2 separate regions of the Homo sapiens genome follow, and region 2 is linked to region 1. The links are chromatin contacts, found by Hi-C or POLR2A ChIA-PET in ENCODE. All regions are on one chromosome and are shown on one strand. Each heading gives the region's core, a stretch centred on a gene start or an enhancer-like site at or near the end of the contact. The rest is flanking DNA. Distances are from core to core; before and after follow the strand shown.

What was found. Hi-C counts contacts between places; a loop is a spot of excess contacts on that map. ChIA-PET counts read pairs that join two places held with the same protein, here RNA polymerase II (POLR2A). Pooled maps may share reads with other maps.
Region 2: a loop to region 1 is called in a map with no recorded cell type, with 4 times the contacts of the local background. The contact joins the promoter of SH3BP1 here to the promoter of PLA2G6 in region 1. A Hi-C loop is called at or near these places in 1 of 37 single-sample maps with no recorded cell type and 3 of 50 pooled maps. POLR2A ChIA-PET finds 5 or more read pairs at or near these places in 1 of 52 experiments (naive thymus-derived CD8-positive, alpha-beta T cell).

Annotation. Positions count from the first base shown.
Region 1 is chr22:38,180,123-38,183,828 of GRCh38, forward strand. It overlaps PLA2G6 (phospholipase A2 group VI), which reads right to left and starts at 1,708. Exons shown (of 17, transcript NM_003560.4): 1 at 1,542-1,708. RefSeq lists enhancers at 111-280, 561-630, 1,261-1,710, 1,660-1,954, 1,871-1,980.
Region 2 is chr22:37,638,419-37,642,064 of GRCh38, forward strand. It overlaps SH3BP1 (SH3 domain binding protein 1), which reads left to right and starts at 1,251. Exons shown (of 18, transcript NM_018957.6): 1 at 1,251-1,428; 2 at 2,708-2,750; 3 at 2,956-3,060. The coding sequence starts at 1,370. PDXP-DT (PDXP divergent transcript) reads right to left here. Exons shown (of 6, transcript NR_109952.1): 6 at 3,414-3,646. RefSeq lists silencers at 1-218, 849-998, 1,029-1,468.

The sequences.
Region 1 (3,706 bases), core at 458-2,957:
CCCAATAGATGTCTGCAGACACACACACACACACACACACACACACACACACACACACACAGAGTATTTAAATTTCTCCTTTCTGTATCTCTTAGTGATGTCATTCTGCTGAGTAAGAGGGAAACTCCCTTTTGGGGAGTCTCTCATGTAACAAGAAAGTAATCCACGGAAGGAACAAGAAGTGTCCTAAACAGTAGCAAACCTTACACATCAGGACAATCACACAGGCTCTGGTGTCAGATTCCAGCTTCAACCTCATCGGTGTGACCTCAAGCAACTCATGCGCCCTCTTTTTCTCATGTGAAGTGAGAATATCATTGGCCACACCAAGGGTAGCCTAGAACATCAGACAGTCCGTAAATATTTGTTAGATAAACGATGACTGAATGAATGGTGAAGAGAACATATACAGAAGAGCCTGACTCACAAGAGGTGATGAACAAACACTGCCAAATGATACACTGAAAGACAAGGGACCTCCTGCTCATCCTTCTCTCCTTGTCTTCTCATTCTAGCCCTTTCCCTTTCCACTCCTTTCAATTCTGCCTATGACCCAACAGTAAAATCATGTATTTGTACAGGGCCATACTGGTTATAAAGCTTTACCTTCTACATTTTCTCATTCAAATTTTGAACCTCATGGCAGACTTACGAGGGCAGGAGGTACAGTTCCCCTGTCACAGATGAGGAAACTGAGACTTGGACAGAAAACAGGTTCCAAACTCCAGGCAGAAACTCTAACAAAAACAATGCATTCAAAAACAATGCATTCAGCCCAAGGGTGCAGCCTCAACGTTGCCAAACCGAACCTGCCTGACATCCTGTTGGGCGGGTAAGAGGCAGGTGAGGGAAAGACCCAGAAGCTAGGGGGAGGTATTCGTTGGGGTCATGTGGGTAGCCCATTAAAAATACGGCCACAGGTCCCCTTGCCCTGTGCCCTCCCTGTCCCACACCCACAGGCTTGCCCCGACCCAGTCCCATGATCACCCTGGTCACATGCTCCCTGTCACCAGCTTCCAAGTCATCTGTGGGAGCAGGAGGTGGACACAGGATTAGGGGTGGGAGACTCTGGGGTGGCCAGGCTGAGGGGAAGGAGGGAGCATGTCGGGGGCAGGTCTGGAGGCACGCGAGAGAGGAAAGGCAAGGAAAAAAAGCAGGGAGGAAAGGCAGGAGAAGCAGGGAGTGAGAAATGAGTAGAGGCACCACGAAAGGTGGAGACGGACGTGAAGTGGGGAATCAAGTGAGCACTTAGAGGAGCACAGGAAGGAAAATTAGGACGGCCAATGGGGCCTAAAGAGGCACTGAGGGTCGGGGAAAGAGAAGAGATGGATTGACTCGGGAAGTTAGGGATACTGAGGGAGACACACGGAGGAGACTGGGGTTCAGGGGAGAAACTCAGGGTCGAAGCTGGGGTCCCTGGGGTCCACAAGTTCGAGATGAGACACGGGCGGTCTCGGGATGGGAATTGGGGACGCAGGGGGATGAAAAGATGGAAGGTGGGGGCACTCAGGGAGTCACATAAGGGTTAATGGAGGACATGCCTCAGAATCGGAGACACGAGGAATATCCAAAGGAGGGTCCGGCGGAGACTTGGGAGTCCGGAGCGCCGAGGAAGTTGGGGAACGGACCCCCAGGCCCCGCCCACCCGCGAGGTCACTCACCTCGGCTTACTCAGCACTTCTACTTCCTCCTACTTCCGCAAACAAACGGGCCTCGGGCCACGTGATGGCCTGACCACCGCTCTCCGCCAATCACTGGTGGCCCTGTCCCAGGCCTCCTCTAGGCTCCGCCCCCGCGCCCGAGGACGGCGGGAGGCGGGGTCCGCCATTTTTTTTAACTGCCCAATGGAAGGGGCTCCCTTAGCCAGGAGGACGAGCTTTCGGCGGGAGCCAATCCTCGGCGGCGAGGCGCGGCCATGTTTGTGCGGGGCAGAAGGTGCCCGGCTTCTTGGCAGTCCTGTTGATGAGGGCCAGGAGTCCTACCCTAGTCCGCCTTCCGCCTCCTAAAGCGACCAGAGCCTGGAGTCTGAAGTTACTGTTAATGATTGCTCGTAAAGATAAAAATAAAGGCAACAGAGGCATAGGGCATAACAAGGAGGAACCTGTTTTGATTTTTGCCAGGTAGCCTCAAGCCAGGGTTGCCAGATGTAGCATATAAAAAATACGGGATGTTAAGTTACATTTGAATTTCAGCTAAACAGCCAATACATTTTTTTCCGATAGAACAGAAATTGATTATAGCTTTTTTATTTTTCACAACTAAGGCCAAATTCCCTAGGGGAATTACCACATGTCCTTTTTTTTTTTTTTTTTGAGACAAGTCTCGCTCTGTCGACCATGCTGGAGTGCAGTGGCACGATCTCGCTCACTGCAACCTCCGCCTCCCGGATTCAAGCGATTCTCCTGCGTCAGCCTCCCGCGTAGCTGAGATTGCAGGCGCCCGCCACTACGCCCAGCTAATTTTTTGTATTTTTAGTAGAGACGGGGTTTCACCATGTTGGCCAGGCTGGTCTCGAACTCCTGACCTCAAGTGATCTGCCCGCCTCAGCCTCCCGAAGTGCTGGGATTACAGGCGTGAGCCACCACGCCCGGCTCCGAAATTTTTAACATAAGTATAATATACTAAGTTTAGTATTGTGTTAAAAATGTGTGCATTGTTGTCTGGCAACACACCCTGAGCCAGTCTCAGGAAATACCTTAGCACTTTCAGTAGGAACTTGGGCAAATGATCTCTGTGAACCTCAGACCCATCATCCAGGAAGTGGGCACAGTAATACAAGATTGTTGTAATATCTAGAAGTAAATTGGTCCCCATTCGTGCACATAGTGGGATTTCAATAAATGGCAGTTGTTAGGGTTAATAATGCCGATAATGAGGTATTTTGCAGAGAAGCCAGGAGACTAGACTTTAGTCACACATCTGCTTCGGACTGAGCAGGTCATGTCCTCTCTTCAGCCCACTGGCTTGGTTGGACCTTTTCTTTCCCTAATAATCACCCAACCCTAGGTCTAGATGAATCTGCCAGACTGCTCTCCATTTACGTGGGAAGTATAGTTGCGGGTGTCATTCTTGTGAAAAGAAGCGTGTAGGCCGGGTGCGGTGGCTCACGCCTATAATCCCAGCAGTTTGGGAGGCTGAGGCGGGTGGATCACTTGAGGTCAGGAGTTTGAGACCAGCCTGACCAACATGGTGAAACCCCATCTCTACTAAAAATACAAATAATTAGCTGGGTGTGCTGGCCATAGTCTGTAGTCCCAGCTGCTCAGGAGGCTGAGGCAGGAGAATTGCTTGAACCCAGGAGGCAGAGGTTGCAGTGAGCCAAGATCATGCCACTGTACTCCAGCCTGGGTGACAGAGCCAGACTCTGTCTCAAAAAAAAAAAAAGTGTGTTTCCTCCTTAGTCCGTCTAAAGATATTAGTGCCTAGACAGGGCAGCCAATGCAACTTGCGCAAGGTTTAGTTAAGAATCTTCACAGGTTAATGAAATTAACCATCTTAACTAATATCTGTACAGAGCTTTACCAGTTACAAAGTGACTTCACTTCCATCATATCCTCGTGTCCCCATTTTACAGGTGAGGAAATTGTTCCTTAAAGTAAGATTTAAAATTTGCTTAAGAGTTTCAGCTTGACTGCGCACAGTGGCTCACGCCTGTAATCCCAACACTTTGGGAGGCCGAGGTGGGCAGATCACTTGAGCTCAGGAG
Region 2 (3,646 bases), core at 1-2,500, 540 kb before region 1:
CAATGAGTCCTGCCTCATTAGGGAGGAGAGAAGCAGCCAGTGAGTGTGCCAGGCCCTGGGCTAGGTGCTGGGAGTATGGAGATGTGTGGGGCCAAGGTCCTGCCTCTGAGAGGCGCCCAGTCTGCACCGGCACACAGTCTGCACCGGCACACAGTAGTGGCTCAAATAGTCTCAAACTAAACTGAAACTAACAAAGCAAAGTGCAGAGGGTGTGGCAGGACTCTGGGGCACACCCTCCCCTCTTCCCCACGCCTGCGGCTCCTGATGCCACAGGGGTGCAGGGTAAGGAGAGCCTACTGTTTCCTAAAGGCGCTCACATCTTGTAAAACCAGCAGTTATGGAGCACTTACTGTATGCCTAACTCTGTGTTGAGTGGAGGGCCAAAGAGGAGAACTACTGAGTTTGGGGGCAGTCAGAGCAGCACCTACATCATTGCCCTACAAGAAGGAAGGGGGACTGAGGCTGTTTGCCAGGAGGAATGAGAGGAGACGGGCTTCACAGATGGAGCAAACTGCCAGGAGATGTGGAGAACAGGGTGTCGCGAACCGCTCTGGGAGGGTTCCTGGTGGCTGAGGGGTGGCACGCACCTCCCTTAAAGGGAGCTGGCAGGGGTGTCTTGTCCACTCTGCAGAATGGGCAGGCCCAGGACAGCTGGCCCATCAGACCATTAGAAACAGCGAGTCCGGAGTTCCAGGGGCTTGTCCACGGCCACACAGCAGCCCGTGGCCCCAGGAAGCCAAAGCTCCCAGCCAGTCATCCAGTGGTGGGGGGTTTAGTTCCAGGGGGCCAGAGGTCCTCTGCGGAAGAGAGTGCAAGGCAGTATCCGCGGCAGGCCCAGAGAGGCCAGGACAGGTCAGAAAGGCCTACCCCTCTTTCGCTTGGTACCCTTTCCTCTTTGCGAGGGATGCAAAGGTTATTTATACTTCGGGTCTGCAGGCTGCGGGTGGGGCAGGCACCCCGCCTGGGGCGGGTTGCGGGCGCAGGGGCAGGAATGGGCTTACCTGCTTCCCGCCACCGGGGCTGGGCGGGGCGCTGCGGGGAGGAGGAGCCGGGCACAACCTGTGGACGGCCGCGGCCGGCGGACACACAGCAGCGGGGGCCCGGCCGGGGGTCGCCCGGGGGCCCGGAAGCCGGGGAAGAGCGAGGAAACCAACTTGGAGAGAGGAGTGACCTGGGGGCCGGGGGCGGAGTCGTGAGCGGGGGAGGAGAGAGCCGGCCGCCAGCAAGAGCCGCGCGGCGGCCCAGGAAGCGAGAGCGCCGCCCACCCATCCGGGGCAAGAGCCGCGCCGCAGGAGAGGCAGGCTGGACCGGGGGCTCCCCGGGCCCGCGACCCCCGCCGTGACCCCGCAGCCCCCAGCTCGCCCCCAAGATGATGAAGAGGCAGCTGCACCGCATGCGGCAGCTGGCCCAGACGGGCAGCTTGGGACGGTGAGTGTCACCCGCTTCCAGCCCCACTCTTACCCCGGCAGGACTTGAGGGGTCGTAAAAGGGTCGGGGGAGACGGGGGTGGGGGAGGCTGGGGACAGCTGGGCAGCCACCCTCTGAGCGGCCAGACTCCTGCTCTCTCTTCCTCCTCTCTGAACGCCGCCCCCGTCTCTCGGGCAGAGCTGGAGGAGCAAGGGTGGCCTTTGGGGGAAGGGATGCCCCCCCTTACCGGATTGGAGGGGGCTTCAGGCGGGAGAATGCTCTCTGCCCTAGGACGCTGGGACTTCTCTGCCTCCACGAGTCTCTAAGTGGATGGTCCTCCTGACCTCACTTGTCCCCTCTGGACAATGGGACAGTTCACCACCTCTGCTTGCTGGGCCGGGGAGGGAGGAGGGTCGATTAGGGCCACAGACCTGGGGCGAGGGGAGGAGATGGGTCCTGGCCTGGTGGGAGGAGGGGCCTGCCCCTGGCCTGCAGCGTCCCTCCCCCTCCCCCTCCCCCCAGCCCAGGGGCCTCCTGCTTCTGTCTCGTTTCTGCTTTTCCTGGACTCAGGTGGAAATATCCCCAGGTCTCCCAGCTCCCACCCCCAGCCTCTGAGCCGGTGGCACGGAGGCCGGAAGTTTGGGGAGCCTCTCAGAGCCTGTCTTCTCTGCTCCTCTTCCCCCAGCCTCAGGAGTTCCCCATTCTCTGGGTCCAGGGAGGGGACTGGGTGTCCAGAGACCTGGTTCTAGTCTCACACTGGCACAGATGCCTACATAGCCTGGACAGTCAGACCACCTTGCAGTGGGCCTTGGCATCCCCCATGTGTCCCCAGGTGGGGGCCAAGGGCCTGTGCACCCCTGCCCACAGCTGTAGTCCAGAGTGCTGTGTGACTGTGCCTAGGAGTCTGAGCTCCTGCACTTCCCGTTCTTGGGGCCAGCTAATACTCCTCATCCCGGGGTGGGCTGAGGATTTGGGAGTGGGCAGAAAAGAGGCTTCTGTGTCCCAAAGCTGGGCCCCGGGTGGGTCTCTCAGCCTCCCCTTTAGTTTCATCTGTCCGCCCTCTCTCAGGACACAGCCCTGGGTGGAGGAGGAAAAACCCATGTATCCTATTCCCACCCCCATGGAATGTGCTCCGACTGGGATGAAGCAACTGGGCCACCCAGGGCAGGCCTCAGCTGGGAGGGACAGTGGAAGCACTGGGGTCCAGGTGCCCTGCTGCGGGGAAGGGAAGTAGGGGGCGTTCTAACCCAGGCAGGCTCAGCAGAAGCACTCTCCCCCCCCCCCCCACCACTCCCCGCAGCACCCCGGAGACCGCTGAGTTCCTGGGTGAGGACCTGCTGCAGGTACGTGCCTGGGCCGGGCAGGTGGGAAGGCAGGCCTGTGCAGGCTGTCTCGGAGCAGAGGGCCGGGGCGGGGACGCCAGGTAGGGGCCTGGGTTGAGTCATTCCTCAAGCTGTTGGCCATGGGGTCCCCAGGGGACAGGAGAAAGTTTCCTGCTCAGGGGGAGACAGCCTCTCTTGATCCTTAACCTCCATACCTCCTTCCCAGGTAGAACAGCGGCTGGAGCCGGCCAAGCGGGCAGCCCACAACATCCACAAGCGGCTGCAGGCCTGTCTGCAGGGCCAGAGCGGGGCAGACATGGACAAGCGGGTGGTGAGTGGGGGGTCCCGGGAAGGAGGGGCCTGAGCAGGAGACTTCCATCCAATGGGGAAGCAAGGTCGGGGCTGGGGTTTCCTTGCCAGTCTGAGTGTCTGGCACCAAGGGCATGGAGACTGCTCTGTTCCAAGGCCCCTCTGGCACTGCACTCAAGAGGCCCTATACCTTCCCCATCACCTTTACCCCACTTCCCTGTGCACCAGTTCCCATAAGCCAAGGCCAGGCTTCTGACAGCACCTGAACTTCTCTGTCCAATCAGTGCGCAAGAGCAGGCTGTCAATGGGGCGGCCTCAGAGGGTTTCCTGAAGGAGGTAGCAATTGAGCTGGCTTTTGAGGGATACACGTTTATTAATCAAGAGGCAGCGTTTATTGGCTGATAACCGCCAGCTTGTTACTAACATATGAGTGCACTGTCTCATGGAACACTGGCACAACCCTAGGGGCAGGCATTGCTTTACACATGAGGAACTGGAGGCTCAGAGATAAAGTCACTTGTCCAAGGTCACATAGCTAGTAAGTGGCAGAACTGAGGTTTGAACCCTGGTCTCTGATCCCAGAGCAGGCATTCCCCGTAACTCCAGAT